Regions from separate parts of the Mus musculus genome. Here regions 2 and 3 are each linked to region 1. Evidence: chromatin loops called from intact Hi-C (ENCODE). Cell type or tissue: gastrocnemius. All regions are shown on one strand. Region 1 overlaps Pde4d (phosphodiesterase 4D, cAMP specific). Region 2 overlaps Pde4d (phosphodiesterase 4D, cAMP specific). Region 3 overlaps Pde4d (phosphodiesterase 4D, cAMP specific).

Region 1 (8,000 bases):
CTTGACATGTGAAGTGATGAGCAGCATGGCTAACGTAATCAGCCATTTTAGCCTAACAGTTGACTTTAGGGCACTGATAGTGGCCTACATCATTCTCTTAGCTTGGCTACTTGCTTGAGGGTGGGGGAGAGTGACAGTGATGGGTAAAATGAATTCTAGTTTCACAAATTTCTTAAAACACATCTGAAATAAGTGGAGACCCCTTGTCAGGAATAATCACATCTGGAAATCTAGACGTGGAAAATCACTGGTCACAGGCATTATCGTTCAAGCAAGGGCAATACTGTAAGCTATGTTTAGAGAACATTACCAAAAGAAGAAAGATTCTATTCATTGCTGAAGAAGGAGATATTTTTAACAGAATCTTTGGGACAGTTTCACATCAGGAAGAAAGATGCTTTTGGTAAAGTTTATGAACAAATTTGACAGCACGTACAGTTTCCTCAATAGCACAAATGATTGCAACCAACAAATAATTCCTCGGGCATGTATCTCATTAAATAATTTCTAAGTTAACATGTGTTTTATTGCAAATATGATTATCATATGATATTTATATTCTGTCTGCTAGAAATACCCAATAATAAATATACAAGTTTGAATGAATTGAAATTAGAATCTAGCTATATATAGAAGCATATACAGAATTTAAACTGTGAAAGTGAGTTAGCCTATTAAGTTAAATTACGTAACAAAAGACGCAAAAGTCTTTTACTGAGCATGTGCCATAGTCTCTTCTTTCTTCTAATCAAGATCGTTTTCCTTTGTTTCATGAGGGGAAAAAAAAAAAACAAAAACTCAAACAAGGTCATGAACCCGGCCTATCCAGATCTCAAAACCTATGGTTTTATTATCAGAGTGGATTTCCTTCTATTTACAGTGTCTGATGGGATTGAGGAAGGCAAATCTGTAAGAAAGCAATCATTTGCTTGCATTCTCCATTCATCCCTCCATTTCCTCCCATGTCAAGGGCATCCATACTCAGTGGTCTCTGTTTGGGGCTGTCGTCAAGTAGAATTAAATCTAACTTTCAAATCCCCTTGTGTAATGTTAGCCCTCTAATTGGGCCCCCTATGCTGAGCCAGCAGTATTCAGTGTAGGTTTTAGGTAGACATTAGTAGGATAAAATGGAGCTGCTTATCATTTTATGTTCAAAGCATTTAGGGAGGTAAGTTTTACATATGCTGTGAAGAGACTAATGCGACCCATCAAATCAATTCATAAAACTCCCATTTTGAAGGGGAAATTAAAAGTCAAGGTGACAGAGAGGATCAACATAACTCATGTAGTTGTTGATGAACAGCATACAAGGTCTAACTTGGAAAGCTGACAAGGAAGCCACTCACTAGGGCCATTGTTCAGGAGCAGTGGCAACAGCTGAAGTGATTCACACAGCACAGGGAGACGCTGGACTCCTCTGTGGTCATGAGCAGACTGGGTTTTGGCAGACCTCTTCTCGAGCCTTTTGTCTCCCTCTCCTTTCCTGTTTGAAAAACATCAGCCTCCGCACATAAACCATTTTCTCCAAGTATGACTTCCCTGGATGTCTGTACTAGCCAGGGATCAGTCCCAAGGTGATCATGGATAGTTCTGTAGACAGGCATGTTTCTTGTAGATTTCAATTTACGTAGTCTATATGGTTTAAAATAGCTGAACACAAACTAAGTCTACTCAATTTGGTGCTAATGTCTTGGTTGAGAGGGCTCGGTGTATCACGGTGTCATCCTAGCTGCTCTGAAGCTCTGGAGCCAAATGGCCTTCCTGGTTTATCCTTCCAAGTAGCTGGAATATCAGGCACACACTAGCATGTGTAGCTAACATGGTCTTAGCAATGTGTGTTTTCAAAGACTGTGTCTGGATGTATGGAATTAAAGGAAAACTTAATTTCTCTTTTGGAAAACACATTTTTTTTTAAATTCCTGGGGCTTGCTCCTCCCACACCTGTATCTTGCTACCATGTGTTTTCTGGCTTCCCTATGACAGGGAATTTTTGTTATATTTACTGATGGTGGATAGTTTTGGTTGTTTTGAAACTTTCATTTTTGGAAGTTATAATTCAATTGCATGATTCTCCCCACTTCCTCTCACCAACCTCTCCTATAGAATAAATCCTTCTTGCTCTCTCTTTCAAATTAATGGCTTCTTTTCCTTTGATAGTTGTTATATATATATATATATATATATATATATATATATATATACACACATAGTTTATATATTCTTATAAAATATAAGTACACCCTTCTCAATCTGTCTAACATTACCTATCATGTGCATAGGATCTCAAGGCTGACCACATAGCATTGGATAATCAGTGAAGGAACATTTCCCTGGGAGGACTGTTTCTGGGAGGACCATTTCTCCTAATCATATCGTTCTCAGTTCTTTATCTACTATCGAGACCCTTAGTTGCCCTTTTCAAATTAGGATTTCCATAGGTGTCATGGTTGTTCAGGTCTTGTTTTAGACAACCATGTTGATTAGACTTTGTGGGTATAGCCTGTCTGACATTTCTAAAAGACACAGTCTTACGACAAACATTTTTTTGAGCACTGTAATATGAAATGAAGAAGTATACTTTCTTTTATTTTTTGTCTTTTATTTATTTATTTTTTACACTCCAGATTTTATCTCCCTCCCCCCACTGCCACCATCCACCCTCCAACTGTTCCACATCTCATTCCTCCTCCCCACTCCTTGTCTCCATGAGGATATCATCCTCGTGGCAAAGTATACTTTCTTGAAAACCTAAAAATTAAAAAAAAGGGGGGGGGGGGAATCAATGCTATAAATGTTTTTTTACAGAGCCATTGCTTCTGGGTGCTCAGCCAGGTGGATTTTATTTCACCACTTCACAGCTAAAGAAAATAAAAATATAACACTCCATATGCTGCAGGCCAGAGAGGACACACCTAGCCTGGCTTGCTCGCCACCTCCCCGGAAGACTTTTTAGCCTCCCTCCTTTGGGATGATGCGCTTCGGAGCTGTTGTCAGCAGTGCGGTTGGAAGGGGACGGGGAAATGAATAGGATTTGAAGGGGTGTGGAAAGGTGTGAGCCTTTCCGTGATCCTCGGGATTTGCAGAAGCCTTTCGAGTTATTTATGCCGCCGTGCGCCCTGTGTCGGTTAATATTTCATCTCTGCTTTCAGTTTCTAAACGACAGATGCTTTAAAAAAAAAAAAATCAGCGTGAGGTTCGGCTTCCTCCTACCCTTCGCCCCATGTCTCCGTGCTCCAGACCAACCCTGTTAGCCCTTTTGATTTAATCTTCACAGTTCTGTACTCACTGGAGGGACAGAAAATGGATGCTAATATACCAAAATAGACACTTAGAAAACTCGTTTTTAAAAATGACTCTGCAGCTTCACCTGCAAGTAAAAGACATAAAGGCATTTCCACCTCACCACTAATGACCATAAATATTAACATTGAGGTCAGTTCACAGTTTGCCAGTGTTACGGCCGTATTTTAAAGTTACATTTTACTTCATAGTATAACACATTACTTCAAGAGGATATCCTTATAGGTAACATTAAATTTCATATAGTTCTATAAACTACTTTTCCTTTTCCTTTTTTGAAAATAGATTCTTCACTCATACATCAGACCACAGTTGCCCTCCCTCCACGCTTCCCAGCGACCTCACCACCTCCCCTCTCCCTCAGATCCACACCCGCTCAGTTTCCTCTTGAGAAAAGAGCAGGCCTCTAAGAGATGACGGTCAGACAGGGCAAAACAAGATACACAGTAAGGAAAGGCAAAGGCCCTCGAATCCAAGCCAGACAAGGCAACCTAGTAGGAGGAAGAGGCTCAGGAACAGGCATTAGAGTCAGAGACACACCCACTGCCACCGTTGGAAGCCCCACAAAAACACGGAGCCATCACATATATGCAGAGGACCTGGTGCCGACCCACGCAGGCCTTGGGCTTGTCACTTAGGTCTCTATGAGCCCATGTATGTGAGCCCTTGCTTAGCTGATTCAGTGGCCCGTGTTCTCCTGGTGTCCTCCATCCTCTCTCACTCTATAATCTCTTGGGTTTTTTTGGTTTTTTTTTGTTTTGTTTTTTTTTTTGTTTTTGTTTTTGTTTTGTTTTTGTTTTTTTTTGTTTTTGTTTTTTTTTGTTGTTGTTTTTTGTTTTTTTGTTTGTTTTTTTTTGTTTTTTTTGTTGTTGTTTTTTTGTTTTTTTGTTTTTTTGTTTTTTTGCTCTTCCACGGGGTTTTCAGAGCTCCTAGGAGAAGGACCCTATGGGAACCTCCAGTTAGGTTCTCCACATAATGTCTGAGTGGGGGTCTCTAAAGCTTCTCCCATCTGCTGGCCCATTGAAGATGGACTCTTTGAGAATGACTGGACAAGTCGCTAGATCTAGGAGGATAGCAGAATATCTTTAGGATTTTTTTCCCTCAGTACTGTGGCTCAGCCTTAGCGCTCTGGGCTCTCCAGTCTCTCTCTGGGTCCTAGCTATCAGGTCGTATAGAGCATGGGCTCCCTCTGGTGGTGTGGTTCTCAAGTTAAACCGAAATCTGTTGGCCATTCCCACAAGTTCTACACATCATTGCCGCAGCACATCTTGCAGGTCTGATGTATTGCCGATTGTAGGTGGAGGGTTTCCTGTGTATTTTATGACTTCATTTTAAAATTATATTTCACTTCATAGTAAAGCACTTTGCTTGAAGATATCTTTGTATGTGATATTAAATTTGTTATACAGTTCTGTAAACACGTTTCTACAAGAAATTTAGTGAACATTTATTAATGGGCAAAGTAACAAAATCTTAGAGTATAAGAAAAACAATCTTTGGAAGGAAATGAAAGTTTAATTTCTCACCACATCTTACTCAGATAAAAACAGTACAAGCAATGGCTACGCTAAAAATTCATTTGAATCTGCCTTAAAGGATTGTTACCATATACTCTGTTACAGTCAAGCTATTTGTGGGCTTATTTCACTGATGCAGCATTGGAGGGGTATTTGGGTTTTTTTGTTTTGTTTTGTTTTTTTAATCAAGTGCCTGAAATGGAATGAACAAGAAAATAGCGCCCTCTATGAGTGGGAATGAGGACTGCATCTTTTAAATAACGTATTCGAAGTCTGAAAAATGGTCTTAACTAATGGCCTAGCACAATTAAAACGAGATGTTTTACACTAGGTATTTTTCCTTATAAGCAGTTTGATGATGAGAAAAAAAAACTAGGAGGAAAAGCATGTGTTTCCTGATGTTTCATTAAATTATGTCTCATTAAGTCCTGACATCATAACGGAGATTAAACCCTCCGAGAATGCTCTCTGCGAAGCATCACACCAACAGAGAAGGAACCCGTGCCTTCTAGCACACGGTCCCTAAATCAGGATGTGTATAGTGGGGCTGGGTAATACATACATTTACCAACTGTTCTCACTCATTTTACCTCTCCAGTAATGTTACTGCTAAAGATGCTGATGGAGCAATCATGTTTGCTCCAAGTAGGCCAGGGGACTGCTGCTTGCGCTGCCTTTCAGTGCCTCTCCTTTCTCAGCCAGCACCATACCACGCAGTTCTATACTGTTCCCTCCATGAAAACACGGATGGATGCTGTCTTTTCAGTGTAAAAGGGGGGTCTCTCATACTCGTCTCACTAAAGTCCCATTTCCCTTGGGGTTCTTTCCTTGTTTGGCTCTGCTCTGTCAAGGATGAATTGAGGAAATTATTTTTCAGAAGGAATATTGTCTTTGGCTTTTGACAACTGTCAGAAGGGACAGGCCTCTTCATTTGGTATTCCCAAAGCTTGTGCCATCCATTCCAGAATTGTCACTCACCAGAGCTATGCTAATGCCATTTCTGCCTTCCCCGTGCAGACGGTGGGGATTTCTGTGCTTAGCAGAATGCCAAAGATATCAAAGCCCATACTCCACTGACACACTAATGACAGCCAGCGACATCTGTCATTTATAATTTCAACCTAGCTTTTTCTGAATGTGTATAGAATCGCTTTTCTCCATTATGCGCTGTTTCTGTTGTGCATGCTAACTCTGGTGCCATCTGTGTTAGTGGTTCCCAGTGTCTCAGAGAGCAGACTCTTTGCCAACAAGCAATGCCTCTCACTCGAGGAAAATGACATAATCAAATCCTGTTTTTTTCATAACCCACCTGTGAGTGGCATGTTACTATCCATGTTCCGTGTTATTGGGACATACGGAACTGAAGCTCTGGTTCAAGAATTGAGTTAAGGTGTTCTGGCTTATAGTAACGAAAACATTATTTCAGGCAATTAGCAAAACTTGTTAATGTTCCAAAGAAAGGAATATATTAGGCCTTCAGGATGGAGCCAGATAATGTCTAGAAACTCAGAAAGAAAGAAAAATCAAAACTTGCCCTATATTGAGTTTTAATCTTTGCTCCTTAGAGCTTCAGAGAAGTATATATGTATGATAAATGTACATTCACATGTATGTTCTGTTTACATATGTCCTGATGCCTTTACACACCATTGGTCATTTTTGTCCTTGTCCAGAGCTTTGTCAATCAAATGTGACCAAGAATTCACTGTAATCGTTCTCTTTTTTTGTGTGTTTTGTTTTTTTAGGTAAGTATTTTGATATCCTACTTTATCAATGCTGAAAGAAAAAATGCACCTGCCTGATGTAGAATCAATGGCTTAAAACAAAATAGAGGCACCAGTGTGAATGGTAAAAATGGATGCACTCCTGCTGCTGGTAAGAATATAAGGGGCATTCAGATGAGTTGGCTTTTCCCAAGGGAGCTGGCAGTCTGGGAAGACGGGGGGATGGGTGGGGTGGATTGTTGCTGCGCCAAGTACAAAGAAGATGCTAAGGAATGCTCATGAAACGTTCATTCACCTCTTCTAGATAAACAGTCCTGTTCTAAGATGGGTGTCGTGTCCATTTCTCAGCTGGAAACTATGCTCTCGAATACTATTTTTACACCTTTCCCAGATAAAAACAAATGTGGTCATGTTCACGACACTCTTTTCTTCAGTCTTTGTCTTTAAAGGGGAACTAAGGTAGAGGAAATAGATTTACTATTTCATTTTCATTTATACAGCTCTGTTGAAACTTAAACACGTGTGGCATGTGATCATGACTATGGAGATAAAAGCTCCATCCAGATGCTGGATAAGTGAGAGGAATGGCAGCACTCTCAAAAGACTCACTCCTCTGTTCTTTTTCCCTTTTTTATACATGGTAACTTCTGCATCCATGTTAAATATGATGTGAAATGCAATTATAATGATTCAGTGCTATTTTGCTCTGACCCATAGTCATTTTTGTAGATACGTATTTCAAGATTTTAAACATCTATGATAAACACTGTGCTCATGCTGGTACCAGAATAGAACTTCTGATACTAATATATTATGTTTAATATAAGTTATAAATGATCCTACATGAATGAAAACTTTATATATTAGAAATATGTTTAACATTGAGGATGAACAAGTTGCAAAGGCCAAAATATTTCTGAGACAAGGCCCAGTGGCTAAATGGAGTTCTCTCCAGGTTACATTGGCCTCATCAAGTTTCCTGCCCTCTTAGGTGTCATCCACCTTTCCATTATCCAGCTGTTGATTCAATTCAGACAGCTTCTGATACAAATCCTTCCGCAGGAGTCCCAACACAAACTGGCATATCCTTGTCCTAAGACATTCTTCAGTAGAGGACATGAATTCTTTTGCTATAGTTGCTATAATAAATTACCATGGACTGATGATGTAAATTAGAACCATTTACTTCCTTGCAGTCCTGAAGGTTAGAAGTCTAAGAGTGAAATGTCTTCAAGGTTGGTTTCCATGTAAGTTTCTCTCCTTGGAAAGCAGGTGACTGTAGTCTCCCTAGACCTCCGGGTGCCTGTGTTGGGATTTCTCGTAATATAAATATGAATTCTTCTATGTTAGGTTCTATGCTAATGACCTCATTCTAACTAAATGACCTCTTTAACGCACTCATTACTACATAATGCCAGGTGACATGTGGCCATGTTTCAGTTGAGGACTGAGTACGCAC
Region 2 (8,000 bases), 190 kb before region 1:
GGATAAGAGTACCTGCTGCTCTGACAGAAGACTTGAATCCAGTTTCCAGCAACCATGTCAGGCAGGCTTGCAAACCCCTGTAACTTCAGCTATAGAGGATTAACGCCCTTTTGGGGACTCCATGGGCACTCATACCAATCTGCACATATTCATATACACATAAATGAAGCAAAATATTTGTAAAGTATAAAAATAGAAATGAATACATGTAAATAGATACATAAATTACACACTCATGTTTTCTCTTAATTCTTTACGAGTTGCTTTAATCACCCTATAGCACGTGCACACAATATTTTTGTTGTTTTACTTTGTGTATGGTACAACTTGATCTCAGGACCTCGTATATGTTAGGCATATTCTCTACTACTGAATTAAACCCTAAGCCCCTTCTAATTTTGAGTGATTAATATGTGTCAAATAGTATATCATTTTATTGTCAAAATGAGTATACTCATTCAGAGTGCCTTGGCTGATTAGTGAATCATGTTTGTGGCAATTTGTGTTGTAGGCTACCTGGTTCAACATTATAACCAAAATAAGTAGCTTGAAATGTAAATATATAGTACTCCTACTACCATATTGCAGTAAGCAAAGGGGATAGGTCTTCTAAGAACGGGAGCAGAGGGGACCTGCCATACATGGCCTCTCTAGCTTCAGTTCATTAGTCCATGGGACCCTGGAAACCTTTGGAAGTTTTTCTAGCTCTAAAGATTTCTTCTCAACCTTGGGGTTATTTCTAAAGCAAGTAAAGTGAAGGAAATGGTTTAAGAAATGGACCGGCACTGGTTCTTGAGGCTTGGATTTCCAAACTAAATCCTACATCCCCTTTGGAATGTGAGTGGGGGCGGAGACGCTTCCTGCATGTATTTTGAGATGGGCTGAGGCTAAGGTGGTGGGTAGAGCTGAAGACGATGCTATCCTCTTAACCTTTACCAGGCCCGTCATGCCCACTGTCTTCAGATTTCTGCTGTATATTTTGATCCTGTCTCCACAGCAGTTGCTTACGAATGTGTTGCCAATAATGACACTGAAAATGTGGTGAGCATATAAATAGCTCTTTGTGCTGCAGAGATGTCGTTATTTAGGAAGTCTTAGGAGGCTCTGGCAGAGGATGGAGATACAGTAAAACAGTTTGTTTATAGAAAAAAACCCTAATAGTTATAAATATCAAACTACAATCAACTAAACATCCGATGTGTAATAAAATATTGAATATTTCCCTCGCGTGATAAGGAAAAGTCTTAAAATTAACATTCCTACTTGAAAACTGCCCATGAAAATAAACAAAAGGTGGATATCTTCTAAATGTTTTCCTCATGTAACTTTGTGTTAGTGCTATAGGGAGATAAATAGCAAAGTATATCAATGAGCCCTGGTTCACAATAAATACCCTTTTCAAGGACTTCTTAATTCATTTATTTTACATCATAAAATTTAGGTTCATTATGAAAAGCATCCTGGAGATCCACTCGTGTGTTATAGCTGTTTCTTCAGACAGCGGCTTGAGCAGAGTCAGCAGACTGCAGTTTAGGACCCCTATTTTGTTTTTTTTTTTTTTTTTTCCAGGCAAAACATTTATTTTATTTTATTTTTTTTTTTCTGGTGACATGGTTTTTTATTCCTTGTTTTGATGATCAACTTCTAACACAGCTATGTCTAAGGCATCGTGTGTTCTTTTCTTTTTTTTTTTTTTTTTTTTATTAGGTATTTAGCTCATTTACATTTCCAATGCTATACCAAAAGTCCCCCTTACCCACCCACCCCCATTCCCCTACCCACCCACTCCCCCCCTTTGGCCCTGGCGTTCCCCTGTACCGGGGCACACAAAGTCTGCGTGTCCAATGGGCCTCTCTTTCCAGTGATGGCCGACTAGGCCATCTTTTGATACATATGCAGCTAGAGTCAAGAGCTCAGGGGTACTGGTTAGTTCATAATGTTGTTCCACCTATAGGGTTGAAGATCCCTTTAGCTCCTTGGGTACTTTCTCTAGCTCCTCCATTGGGAGCCCTTAGGACCCCTATTTTGAAAGTAAGAAAACTCCCGGACTTCAACTTGGATGTGAGGCATAGAGCTCATGCCCATCTTCCTTCTGCTATGAGGCAAACCACGTAGCTTATTTCTCTCTGATTCTTACAAACTTATAAATGAGGCAAGAGAGATGGAATAGGCCAAGGGCATGAGACTGTTCTTCTATGTGTGATCAATGCTGGACAGTGTCGAGTTCTACCTATCTCTCTCGATATGGAAGCTAATTATGTTTGACAGTAATTTACTGAAGCGCATGTTTATTTGCCTAGTTTTATCTCAGAGGATAGAAGCAAATTTCTTGCTATATAAACATGTGATAAAGAAGGCAATGGCATGCTGTTTATGCAAGTCTCATGTCTTATGTGACACTTGGTAGGGAGAGAAAATATAGGGCATCTGAATTGAATTCTCAGCATCCCGCTTGCTTTCTTATTCATTTTTGTTAATAGAAATCAACATCCTAATGACATTGCCGCCGCCATTTTGTTCATCTGGGTCTTGGCTAACCCCTTAACTTGGGACGGGTAAGGATTTAGCATCTTTTAGTTTTAAAACCCCAAGTCCTCCATCTAACTTTCTAAACACCAACGACGTAAAGCATCTAGAGAGACGTTCCACTCCCAACCTCATGTGACAAAGCTGTAACCAAATCTTAGGCACATTAAAAATATTTTTAAAATTATATTCAGGATTTATGTATAAGATGTATACGAAACAAATGTTTTGTGTTTAGACTTAGGTATCACCTCAGATCTATCTCATTAAAAATACACCAGTATTTGGAAGTCTAAAACTCAATGCACATAACCACTTTGTATAAGTGATACGCAACCGTAAGTAGAGCTCTTGAATGTTATCTGATAACTTGCCCTCTGAGGCAAAAGCTACTTAACATGAGCAAAAATTAATTTTATTTGCTGATTTTAAATGCCACTTAGTTTGCTCGGAAGCTAAATTTTTCAACGTGCTCGTGAAAACTTTGCAAGAGTAAGTAAAGCATGCTAAACCTTGAGGAGAACCCCTGCAGGAACAACATCGTGAAACGAAATGCAAAGGCCGAAATAGGGCTGCTGAAGTTTGCTTTGGCCCCTGGTACTGTAATTGCAGCAGTGAACTCATTCTTTCTCCCATGTCCTGTCACTAGCCATGGAGTACACTGGCCAGTAGGGGATACTCTAGGCATTCTTATAGCTGAGTGGTGGATTGGAGTTTGAAGAAATAATAAAGACCATCTTTCTATATAGCTGTCGTCTGTGTGATTTTGGGGACCCCTGCTTAAAGCTCGGTCTTTGTGGTGACTTCCTCTGAGCAATCTTTCAAGCAACTTTTATGTCATTCATGTGACTGTGTGTATCCTTGCCAGTTACCTGTACTTCATTAAATGAAATACACAGAAGAAAACTAAAGGGGCCCTATAATCTAAATGAGCATCATTGTGGGTGGGAGTGGGGTGGTGTTCTCAAACCCTGAGGTTGAATTCCAGATATCCTCCAAAAAAAAAAATGTATAACTACAGAACTCTGCTCATCTTAGAAAAACAAAAGACAATTGTGTTGAGTTAATCTAAAGATGCTGCCAGGTAACTCTGATTTTAGAAGATGAAGTGGACTTTGGGAAGGAGAATTTGGAGAGAAAGGAAAAGTGAGAAAACAATTTTGTCATCCATCTTTGGGGAAAAAAAAGGCAAATAAATAGAGTTCAAATAATTTTCATGGAAACAATTTACAAAACATATACTTTGTATTGGAAGTATGAGTTAGTAGACACAAACTGCTTACGAGCACTGGACAGAAAATTTCCCTAGAATAAAGTCTTGACACCTCCAGAAGTTTGCCCTGTAGTGTTAAGGGGTGATTATTTCAATGTTCTAATCACATTCTTGCTTGTGTGTAGGCACTGTACTGCTGGTATAGGAAGCAATCAGAACCCAAGGATCCAAAGCAGGGACCAGAGCATTTAAAGCAGGAATTGGACCATCTCATGTGTGCTGTAGCTGTGAACTAGCCCTTTGGTGGGATCAATATGAATGTTAAAATCAATGGCTTGTTCATTGTGACTGATACCTCTAGGCATGTTGCGGAATTACTTGGGGTTACCTGACACGGGTCAGAAAAAAACAAAGCTAAGTACTAAAAAGTATGTTTGAATAGACTATCAGAGTGGGGCGGGGAGGGGGTTCCTAACCTATGAAGACTCTCAACCCTCTCTCAAGAGAATGCTGGAAGCTCTGCTTTGAGGGTTTGGGAGTTGGGAGAAGCTGTTCTCAGTTGTGGTTTTCGTTTTTGTCTTTTTTTTTTTCTTGTTCACTCTTCAGAAGAACCTGAAAAGTAATTTTTCACTTTCCTTTCCTGATATCCAGATGCCAAGCATCCAGCCACACAAGCCTCTCCTGTGCCTTTCATTCTGACCCTTGAGTGACACAGCATTTAATTTCTCTTCCGTTCACCTTGTCCTTCTAGTTCTTGGAAGGAAAGATGTAGACATGTCAGCCACGTATTCATCCACAGGGACCTGGTGGGTCTGTTTATCTACGAAGTGATTCAGTCTCAGTCACTTAGCCCATCAAGTATTTGTTAGAGCTCTGCAAAGCGGGGTACTTCATCGTGGTGCTGGTCAGTTGGGGTGAGTGGTAGCTGTTGTGGTGACGAGGGGCAGGCAGTGGCTGGGTCTGCAGCTAGTGGGGTGTCATGCTTGTGGCTGTTCACGATGAGTTTATCCCTCAATTCTAGGTCTTTTCTCAAGGGACTGACAGAAAAGCTAGTGGTGGCAAAACTTAACTAGAGAATGGAATGTAAGTGCTACCTGGTAGATGGTTACATGAATGTGCAGCTTGCTAATACAGAATGTATAGATGGGGTCTTACCTGGACATTTGAAAGACGTTCTAGTAAGGTATAATCTATAGGTTCTCTGCATCAGAGCCATTGGAGAAGAGGAAGGAGAGGATTTACATGTGTGTGTGTGTGTTATATTTCTATGCAATAAACTTTATTTTTGGGAAGGGAGGAAGGGAGGGAAGGAGGAAGGAGGGGCACATACACACACACACACACACACACACAGAGAGAGAGAGAGAGAGAGATTTTATTTATTGATGGAAAACATCTTTTCTAGGTTAGGAATTGAACTTGGGATGAATGTTTCTGCCAAACACAAAGCTTTCGATTAAATAGTAAAAACTTCATCCGAAATTATATTCCGTTTGTCTCAAAACACCCATGCATGATACATGTACACACATACATGTTGGCACGATATCAAGCCATGCAGTGATGCCATGAGTTTGACAGTGATAATTTATCCTCCTTGACCTCTGGAGTCAGTTGAGGAGCCTCAGACCAAAGGACCTGCTCTAAAATCCAGCCCTCCATTTTGGATTCTTGAGAAAACAGAACAGAGTAGAGTTTCAAAGCGTAGAAGAGTAGCCAGAAGTTTGGCATTAATAATACTTTTCATGAGTCACTTTAGTAAATTATGTACTCAGGAATCCCCACTTTAAAATAATTTCTAATCTGTACAGGGAAGAGAATAATACAATTTTCCTATTATATTTATATGTGTATCATTGACAAATGACATTTGAAAATCTTGATTATGGCCATGCCTGACATTGTGTAATTACATAGCAAATTATATTTAGCAATTATTTTCCAATATAGTAATTTCAATTAAAATATTTATTAAAATTTCACCCTAATGGCAATCTAGCAAATAGTTTCAAGCTCATAAACATACTAATATGTTGCTTAGGAGTTTTAAACCAAATTTAACATATATGTCATAAGTACATTCAAATATTTTCAAAACTGATGATCTCTTTTGTCCTAGTTTACAAACAATATTAAAATGGTAATTAAAATCAAATTGTTAAATAATAAAGGTGTAACTCAAAAAAAAACCCTCCCTTGTATTGTGAAAGTAAATTGCAACTCTTGCCTGGAGAAAAATTGAAGGTATTTGTATTTATTTTATGACTTACTATTCTAATATCAACAGCAGGCAGGTAAGGCAGGTGAAAGACGATGTGGTTGGGTACTAAATACCCTGCATGAACGGAAATAGCCACAGGTAAGCTATGCATCTTGAAGTGTTAAAATACACAGATGGTGTGTCCTGAGACTACACACAGGAAAGAGGAGGCTGTAAGCTTTGAGAGAAAACATACACAACTACCATAATTATTTTAGAAAAGAAATTGTGTTATGTTAGAAAGTCAGTCTAAAACGTCCAGTGTTGGAGATTTGTGGAATCTCTGGTCAGAAAGCGTTGAAAGCCTTCAGAGCAGAACAAAGGCGTGGTCTTCAGAAGTGATTTTCCGTCACTGAGGAGTTGTTGGGCCACAGGACTGGCATGGGATTCTCTGACAGATTGGCAGTTGGGTGGAAAATTACAACAAGTAAATTTTCATTCTGAGACTTTTCAGTTTTATCAGTTATAGTAGGAGAGATTAAGAGAGAAGAGTCATTCATGATGCACAAGGTGTTCATCATTTTTAATAGGAATATATCTGAAGTAGTGTGCTTTGCATTTTTTTCTTTTATAATTTGTTGTTTTAAAAAAGCTCATAACTGTATTCTTAAATGGACACATTGTCATGAGCAAGATAACTTTTGGTAATTGTAACAGGTACCCTTTCAAAAATGTTTCCAGCGTGCCTGGTATTTTGTGTTGAATGTTTTCTCTTGGACCCTACAACAGCTTCCAGGTAGATACACTGTTACCACAGCCACCCTGGAATTTAGGGCTCTAAGAACCTTCCAAAAGCTCTCACAGTTGGTAGTTATATTATAACTAAATGACCTGCTAGTACCATTTCCAGACCTGCTAGCACCTACATAAGATTTAGGTATGAGGCAAGGCTGGCCTCGTTCCATTATCTGGTATCCTTATGGCTCTCACCACTCACTGTTGAGTCACATAACACAGGAATTTAAGAGACGCTTTCTAGCAAAAGAGAAACCACTAGAAAAAGGAAGGTTAAATAACAGGATGGCAGAGCCTTAGCATATGCCTTGTCTCTAGAGAACCTGTCTTGGTGCTTTCTTCCTCCCTCCCTCCCTCCCTCCCTCCCTCCCTCCCTCCCTCCCTCCCTCCCTCCCTCCCTCCTTTCTTTCTTTCTTTCTTTCTTTCTAACTCCAGATTTTATTCCCTTCCCGGTCTGGCCCACCCTCCAACTGTTCCACATCCCATACCTCCTCTCTGACCCCATGTCTCTACGAGGATGTCCCCATCCCCCACCTCCAACCCCACCAGAACTATAAACTCCCTAGGGTCTCCAGTCACTTGAGGGTTAGGTGCATCTTCTCTGCCTAAGCCCAGACCTGACAGTCCTCTGCTATATATTTGTTGGGGTTGTTTCCAGCTTCTGGCTATCACAAACAAGGTTGCTATGAACATAGTGGAACACGTAGCCCTGTGGCATGGTGGGGCATCTTTTGGGTATATTCCCAAGAGTGGTATAGCTGGATGTTCAGGTAGATCTATTTCCAATTTTCTGAGGAACCTCCAGATTGATTTCCAGAGTGGTTGTACCAGTTTGCCATCCTATCAGCAATGGAAGAGTGTTCTTTCTCCACATCCCGGCCAACATGTGCTGTCACCTGAGGTTTTGATCTCAGCCATTCTGATTGGTGTAAGGTGGAATCTCAGGGTTGTTTTGATTTGCATTTCTCTGATCACTAAGGACTTTGAACATTTCTTTAGATGTTTCTCAGCCATTCGAGATTCCTCTGTTGTGAATTCTTAGTTTAGTTCTATACTCTTTGTGTTGTTTGGGTTTTTTGTTTTGTTTTGTTTTTGTTTTGTTTTTTTGTGATTAGCTTCTTGAGTTGTTTATATATTTTGGATATTAGCCCTTGGTTTCACTATCCTTGGTGCTTTCTAACCTGAAAGGACTAATTAATGCAACAGTTCTCTAGCCATGGGAGGGAGGGAGAGAGGAAGGGAGGCATAGAGCTGAATGCATATGTA
Region 3 (8,000 bases), 200 kb before region 1:
ACTGAGTACTCATTACCAAGCCCTTGCTTACTGAGCACTTACTAATTGAGCACTTATTTAATATTAAGGACTCAGAAAGATGAAAAAAAGGTGTGGCCAATCATTCCCAAAACAAAATGGAGGAGATCGCTATAAAAAATGCACAAATAAACACTAGGGTGTGTCAGAGTGTGAGCAGTATTATTGGGGAACACAGAGGACTTTACTCATTTTGAATGACACACCTGCATGGCGTCTCACCGGGAAAAGGTTGGATTTTCCTTGGAGAGTAATTCAGACATCCCACCCATTTCTAATTATTGTATTAAACACCCTTGTAAAGAAGTCAGTAAGTATGTTACCTTTGCAAAATTTTGACCAACAAGAGTCATGGTGTTATTACCACTCTGGGTTTCAGTGCTGCCTCTAGTCTATGAAAAAGCTACTTGGAGGCAGGGGATATATAGACGGGCTTGGTAGATGGTATGCTTAGAATGAGCAGAGCTCTGTCCTGATCCACAGTCCTTAGTAAGCCAAGCAACTTTATAATCTGTAATTCTAGGATATCTGCATCTCCTGCTAGTGTCTCTAAAAGTTACTCTCGGTGTGTCTTGGCTGCCCGTGCTTCTCTTCGTCTTTCCCAGATGGTTCTGGTTGGTTACTGCCTCTCTTAGTGTAAGTCAATAAGATGATCAATATAAAACAAACTTGAAGCTTCCTCTTAGAAAGGCTAGATAAGTGCTAGGTAGTGTATTATTTAAGAGGATCAAGAAAGGAGAGATAACTAGAATACTGATGAGGTACAAGTTAAATCACTGGCGTGAGGCTGTAAAATAATGAATTTGTGTGTGTTAGTCCAGCTTTTGCCTCAGACTGATAATGCCTATATTTTAATTATAGCTTTTTGTAAATACAAATACAAATAGCTGGGATCACTGGTCTAGAAGTGTTCTTAATCAACTTTTTTTTTAAGTCCACAGGTATTTAATTTCCCTTTCCAGCTTTAAAATCATTTACATTTCTGTTCTTATTACAGTCTCAATAAAATACATGCTTCGGTGTATATATTTAATGTAAGATTAAATTAATTCCTTTAAATTAATTTCTCCTATAATAGAGCAGTGTGAGACTTCAATTATTTTTTTAAAAAAGTCCCTTAGTATTATATGAAATTACAAAAGTTGTCAGCTAACAAGCTACCTGAGGGTTCATTAGTTTATCATAGATTAATATAACCTTTTATTTTTATCGATATTATAAAATGAGACTAGACTGTCTTCAAACCTGTGCTAAAGGAAGCCTTTAGTTTATGTCTGTTGGCCAAATGAAATTTTAACTAAATAAATGTTTACTGGCCTTTGAAATACAGGTGAAATATCTAATATTATATATATATATATAAAACAAAGCCCCGAGCTAATGCTAAGTAAGGTTTATTTCTAAGGAAACTCTTCATGGGCACAGGCATATTGATTTGCTATCACAATTTGTAACTAAAGTTGTTCATAACTGATTCTCTTTGTCTTGTTTAGTAAATGTAGTCTGGTCTCTCCACATGAGACTCATCTTTTCTTTTCCACAAACTGAAAGTCCTGCTCAATATTAAACATATAAGACCATCATACCCATCTGAATGTAAAACGAGAGGTTACAGTCTGATCTCTTGAAGCAATTTGTCACAAGAATGTTTTGCAATAGAAATTTCAAAGTCACCATGCAAAGCATCACTCCCTTTAAGAATTAATGTGCATCAGAGAAAACTCTCATGGCAGCTGCCAATGCTTAACGCAGAAACCCATCACTGGCCAAAGAACCAATAACAAGTGACGGTGGGGTTCTCCTTCCTAAGTGAGATTGCTCTTTTCACTGCCTCCGAGGCTCAGGAGCATCACAGAGAGGCAATCAGAGTATGGAGAAATGTGCAGTCAAAGACATCTTCTGGTCATGACATAGCATTGCACTCAGGAACTGCTATCATTGTCTGAATAAGACCTGCAGAACACTGGACCCCTTAACATTTCAACATGGGTGTGGGATGGTAGGGAAATGGACATACAAGGGCCTGCTCTCCCTGAGGGACTATTAGCAGCTAAAGGTTGTTGGAGGAAGGGTGTTATTTTATTCGGGGGTGTCACTGCTAGTCATTTACCCTGCTTCCAGTAAATACCCCCCCTCCCATGCCCAGGAAAGACATTCTAAATGCAGTAGTTTGTGTGGATAATTAACTCTAGCTATTGGCTTCCAACCTTAGATACTCTTACCTGAGGAACAAAGGACTAAAACAAAAGACATAAAAAATTTGTGGCTGTGCTAGATGTGCTGCTGGCTTTAGAACTTTCCCTCTGTCCCAACGTCACAGCAGTCTCTGTACTTGAAGAGCTGTTATCTTTTGTGACGCTTACTGCAGCGTACACAAATGCTTTTTTTTTTTTTTTTGCTTGAATTAAAATTAAGCAATACTAGAGAAGAGTTCAAGCATGATTGAGAATTGCACAACAGTTGAAGATGTTGTCTGAGCTTTGCACCCCATGCATGTAACCCAATGCCTACAAAATCAGCTGCTTTAAATATGTTGCAGAAACGTACTGGAAACATAGAGTACTGACGAAATCCTTTGAAAATACCGAGAAACAGTAATTCCCCCTCCCTGCCCTTTTAGATTCAATTAACCAAATGGTGCCTTGTAATTCCAGACTCCTACGGGTGGGGGGGGGGGAAGCTGTTGGGAAGCATCAGGATGGGGGCTGCAGAGAGGACCTTGAAGAAAGGATGCTCTGAGTTCTAAGGAGTTTTGGAAGCAGTGATTTGAATGCCAAACAAAGGGTCATGCCTCTTACAGAGATTGCATACAAACAGAACCTAGAAAACCATAAAGTCGAGTGTGTTGATTCTTTAGGAAGGTGCGGTGTCCTTGCTATGGTAGGCGTTTCTCTGCTGAAGGGAAAGATGTCTGGGCAGGGATATGGGGAATGAAATGATGCATCAGAAATAATACTGGTTCTTGTAGAGATTTAATTCTATAATCAAAACAACAATAAAATCAAGTACATTTATCCTGACAGTGAGAAACACATTTGGTTCTGTTTTGAGAAATATTTTATTTTTTTAAGTGTTATGCATTTGATTCATTAAATGATTCTTCTGTATATGTTAGGTGTTCAGGAATTTAGGTGCCGTTCTAGCAAGGTATGGAGTCAATAAAACAAGACATTTCAAATTAACATGCTTTACAGAACAATGCTTGGAACTGTGTTTCAAAAGCCACATTAACGCTCAATGAACAAAAGAACACAGTTCATTGGGATTATTGTATACGGGCATTTCTTTGGAGACTGTATGATTAACTCAGAGGTAGTTTAAAGCTGAGAGTCAGACGGTCATGTTCTTATTATAACCCATATAGTTTCCTTAGCAGCTACACAGAATGATTTACAAAGCAAATGGCTTGAGTAGTATTTCTAACTGGGGAAATTGTATTGTGTTTCTCTTTCAAATCTCTGTGATCCAAGTTCTGGGTGTAACCCAGAGCCTGACTGGGGGAGGGGAGGGATAGCCCACGTGTGATTTACTCTTTGGTCACTAGATGGCACCATGCCTCCCCTAGAGTAAGCTGCACGGTTCTGACTAGCTCCGATAGCAGCTAGGAGACAATTGTCCTTCCCATGGGCTTCTGATTTATTTAAACTATCAGGGTAATAATTAGCAGAATTTCACGGTTTTAAAGGATGGCACTTCTGTTTGTATCTGAGATATATTTACTCTGGCAGTGTACTGGCTGTTTTTGTGTCAACTTGACACAGCTGGAGTTATCACAGAGAAAGGAGATTCAGGTGAGGAAATGCCTCCATGAGATCCAGCTGTAAGGCATTTTCTCAATTAGTGATCAAAGGGGGAGATCCCCTTGTGGGTGGGACCATCGCTGGGCCTGTAGTCCTGGGTTCTATAAGAGAGCAAGCAGTGCAAGCCAGGGAAGCAAGCCAGCAAGAAACATCCCTCCATGGTCTCTGCATCAGCTCCTGCTTCCTGACCTGCTTGAGTTCCAGTCCTGACTTCCTTCAGTGATGAACAGCAATGTAGAAGTGTAAGCTGAATAAACCCTTTCCTCCCCAACTTGCTTCTTGGTCATGATGTTTTGTCCAGGAATAGAAACCCTGACTAAGATAGGCAGTAATTCGCTTTCACTCTTCAAATGTGCTCAAAAAGAAGTAAGCATCCCATAGGAGTGTAGAGAGCAGAGTCCTAGTCAGCCAGTTGTGTCCTAAGAAAATTAAAATGGGGGTGAGATGGCAGAATTAGCACAGATACCTTATGAGAGATAAAATGGCAAAAAATAAACTTTATTCTGCCTGGACATCTAGGTTAAGCAAATATTTGGGGCGCACATTGTCTCAGTGGCATGTCCCTATAAAAATAGTGATATCTACCCTAAAATCAGGGATCTATAAAGAGTATTTATTTCAGCTTCAAACTTTCATGCCTGTGAAATGAGTAAACTTCTTTACAGTGAATGCTATCCATTGTCAGTTCTTGGGATCTAAGTGCCTTTGCTTTGTAGGTGGAAAAGGATGGATGGAACTATTTCAATTTGTTGAGACATTAGAGCGCCTGTAAAACAATACATTTATGATCTATTTTATGATGTGATTAAAGCTACTTGCCAATAAGTGTGTTGGTTCCGTCGTCATAGTTTGGAAGTCCAGTGCATCGCACATTTAGAATGTTAAACTTGCTTCCTTTTCTCTTCTTGAATCTGAAAAAATTTTTAGAACATAGAATTGGAAGGGATTTTGAATATGATATGTAATCTTTCACTTTATATGAATTGTGGTATCTCCACACACAAAAAAATAATATGTGATGTCCTTTGGACTTTTTAAAAATAACTTTTCAGTAAGCAGTTCCCTTCTAGGTTTTGGGAGCAAAAACTCAGAATTAATAAAAATTAAAAGATTATACAAAAAAGAATCATAGGTGACAATATGTCTCAGGATGGTGAATTGAATTTTGTGTTGGCATTTTAATAATATATGAACTCACTCAATCATGTAGTAGAACCAACAGTTGAGAAATTTGAAAGGAATAATATCAGGTTATTATCCGATTCATAGACTGGATTTTTCTTACTTGGTTCATGACTCTACTGAATCTATGTGTTGTGGGTGGTGCAAACTTTTTTCTTTCATTTCTTCTTAGAGCGTCCCTGGGGAGTCATTTGGTAAATGTTTTTAAGCCTTCCATAATAATTATCTCTGAGCCCTAATGCTTTCTGGTTTGGGCACGTCTTCATTCTCCAATTCAAGGAAGGAGTTCAGAATGACTTCCAGTTGTAAAATGAAATACTAATCTAATTTACCACTTATTTTCTGTTTGTGTGGTCTTGGCAAACTTTACTGGGCTGGCAGGGCACGCAGTTTCAGGGAGAAATGAGAGCCTGTCTCAACTGTGCTTCCAGCCTTGCCTGTTAGCTTAGAGTTTTACCAGAATTTAGGGACAGTCCACAGATACATCAAATATCTCCAAGACCATGCTGTATAGACACTGAGAACGCAGGCCTTTGTAAGATGTCAAGTTCAGGAATAATATACTTAAATTATTTTAGAACTGGAGGTTTTAATCATTTAGAATGTTGACTTTTTTCCTGCATGTGCATATATGTGCATGAACACTTATGTATGTGAAACATGTGTGTGTGTGCCATGGCTTTCACGGAAAGGACAAAGGATGGCCTCGGGCATTGGTCCTTACCTTCTGTCTTGTCTGAGAGCGTCAAACAGGGAAAGTAATAGCCTACAAGCTTCTGGAGGTTCCTTTGTCTCTGCTTCTCATCTCTCTGTAGGAACACTGGGATTACAGACCCTCTCATGCTAGGTGTCCAGTTTTTATGTGAAGACTGGAGATTCAAATTCAGATCCTCCTTCCTGTATGTCAATCACCATTGGCCCCGCCCCTCATTTAGAAAGGTCTCCGAAGAAGGGATCCCCACATTTGCTCAGTGCGTGATGAAGTTTCTTTACACCATTAATGGTATGCTAGTTTTTTCCGTTTATAGAAAATTAAAGAAATTATTTAAAAAATTAATCAGCATCTTTAAAATGTGGACTCATTTTTAAATATAATAGTTGTTGTTAACCTTTATATCTGACTTTGTATTTCTATCACCTGCTCACTTCCAGACAATCGAAAATCTGACTACTTAAAACAAAAGTTCTTTTTTCTAGGCTGAAGGGAAAGGTCAGTGACTAAGAGTGTCCATTGCCCTATCAGAGGACGAGAGTTCAGATCCGAGCACCCATAGCAGGTAGCTTACAAATGTCTATAACTAGCTCAAAGGATCTGACACCCCTTTCTGGTCTTTGTGGAAACCCACACATGTGCATGCTTGTGCCATGTTAATGTACATATGTATACATACACTCACAGTTGAGCGCACACACAGATACACAGACACGTGCACACACAAATGAAAAATAAAATAAATCTTAGGAGTTCTTTTTTCTTAAAGAAAAGTGTTAGTCTTCTTTCGCGACCTGCCTGCCTGGGTTATAATTTGAGTCTTTGAGGGCTTTTTCTGTGATCTTTGGCTTTGGAGAAGTCAGGCTACATTTAGCTAAAACCAGATGAGAATCTAATCTGCACCTCCACATTGCTCCTTTAACTGGTAATTGAAATAGATGGTTGAACTGGGGGTTGGGGGGAGATGCTGATCTTATTGCCTGGACCACGGCTGCATGCTCGTTTCTTATGCTTCTTCATATGAATTTACAATGCTGAAAATGGATATATGCTGAGTATATGAAATAAAACATTTTATTAGAATGATAATTAAAGGAACAATCTTCATCATTACACTCACTAAATCATATAACATATTGATATTAATACTTGATAGAGCGGTTTTTCTCCAATCTTTATTAGATTCCTCCCAAAAAATAATAGAATTCTATAATCATAAATTCAAGCCAAAAGTAAAAAGAATAATAAACAGCTTAGAGTTCTGTCTTTCATTTCTAAAAAATAGATTAAAAATAATAGTTGGCACTTACACTGCCTTTCAGAAGTTGGTCTAATGACTTATCAGTCAGTACTAATGTAAATACTGATTTCAACTTATGCACATATATAGAATGTTTTAAAATAACTTCATTTGAATAAAATGGGTTGACCATACCATCATATGATTATATCATGATCTCTCTTTGTTCTTGTTCTTGAATAAAATATGTCATACAGTTTGTAATTCTGTAGTCTTCCAAATGTAGATGTTTATTCCTAAGGAGATAGGACCTTCGGGCAAGCCTATTTGTAGTGTGGGAACTACATTATAGCATTACCCATGAAAACATCACAAGGACTGGGATCTCAGCAAGATGTCCTGTGAGTGCATGGTGAAACTTCAGGAGATCCTCATAGCTTCTCCATCGCACAGAGCATGTTAGAATTGTACTGGCTTGTATATAGCCATATGATTTAAAATATCTGTTCATTTCAATTATCCTAGATTAACACAGAAAAATAGTATCCTTTACTTTCAGAGGGAAGTGCCAAGATTTCATAGAGCTCAAGATTTTCCTTAGTATCAGCTAATAAATACAAAGGAGAATTAAGTAACTCCAGTCCTTGTATATAGCTTCCCTATTATCTGAAGTTTGTGGCTGGGTAGGATTTCCACGAATTAGCACAGCGAGATTTCAGACAGAGGAAAGAACTGTCGCAAAGGCACAAAGGCACAACCGCGGGAGGTATGGCATGGTTTCAGGAAAATGTCCGTGGCCAGTGAGCTCACATTCAGGCTGAAGAGAATTAGCAGGCAGATGGCAATGGAATACTGTAGAAAGATCCATCTGGAACGGTTTCATGGGAGCACTGGGGACGCAGTTGGTCAAAAAACATTAATGCTTCCGGATTACATGGGAGTAGGGGTTAATGCCTGCCCACGTCTGGTGAAAACGGATGTGTAAGAAGCCAGGGCAGGGTATTGGAGACATTTGGGAGGACATGTCACCCTGGTACAAAAGCAGGAA

The links. Peaks named below come from ENCODE experiments on the same cell type or tissue, not always from the same donor. Only the 100,000 strongest peaks of a DNase experiment are listed, where the experiment ranks them.
Region 2: a loop joins it to region 1, with 5 times the contacts of the local background. A loop is called at or near these places in 25 of 42 quality-filtered maps.
Region 3: it touches region 1 in a loop (7-fold over the local background); 28 of 42 quality-filtered maps call a loop at or near these places.

The regions. Positions count from the first base shown.
Region 1 is chr13:109,543,447-109,551,446 of GRCm38, forward strand. The region is part of intron 3 of Pde4d (phosphodiesterase 4D, cAMP specific); the gene reads left to right. Among named protein-coding and RNA genes, the nearest start is that of Gm32703, 110 kb to the left of the region's middle. In gastrocnemius, CTCF peaks have their summits at 4,501 (motif pointing left) and 5,054; DNase peaks (open chromatin) are centred at 1,403, 3,830, 4,485 and 5,981; H3K4me3 peaks cover 1,240 bases; H3K27ac peaks cover 2,148 bases.
Region 2 is chr13:109,353,266-109,361,265 of GRCm38, forward strand. All of the region lies in intron 3 of Pde4d (phosphodiesterase 4D, cAMP specific), which reads left to right. Among named protein-coding and RNA genes, the nearest start is that of Mir582, 33 kb to the left of the region's middle. In gastrocnemius, a CTCF peak has its summit at 3,191 (motif pointing right); no DNase peak of the experiment used is centred here; H3K4me3 peaks cover 358 bases; H3K27ac peaks cover 3,315 bases.
Region 3 is chr13:109,340,236-109,348,235 of GRCm38, forward strand. The region is part of intron 3 of Pde4d (phosphodiesterase 4D, cAMP specific); the gene reads left to right. Among named protein-coding and RNA genes, the nearest start is that of Mir582, 19 kb to the left of the region's middle. In gastrocnemius, a CTCF peak has its summit at 1,936; DNase peaks (open chromatin) are centred at 3,551, 5,375 and 7,734; H3K4me3 peaks cover 539 bases; H3K27ac peaks cover 947 bases.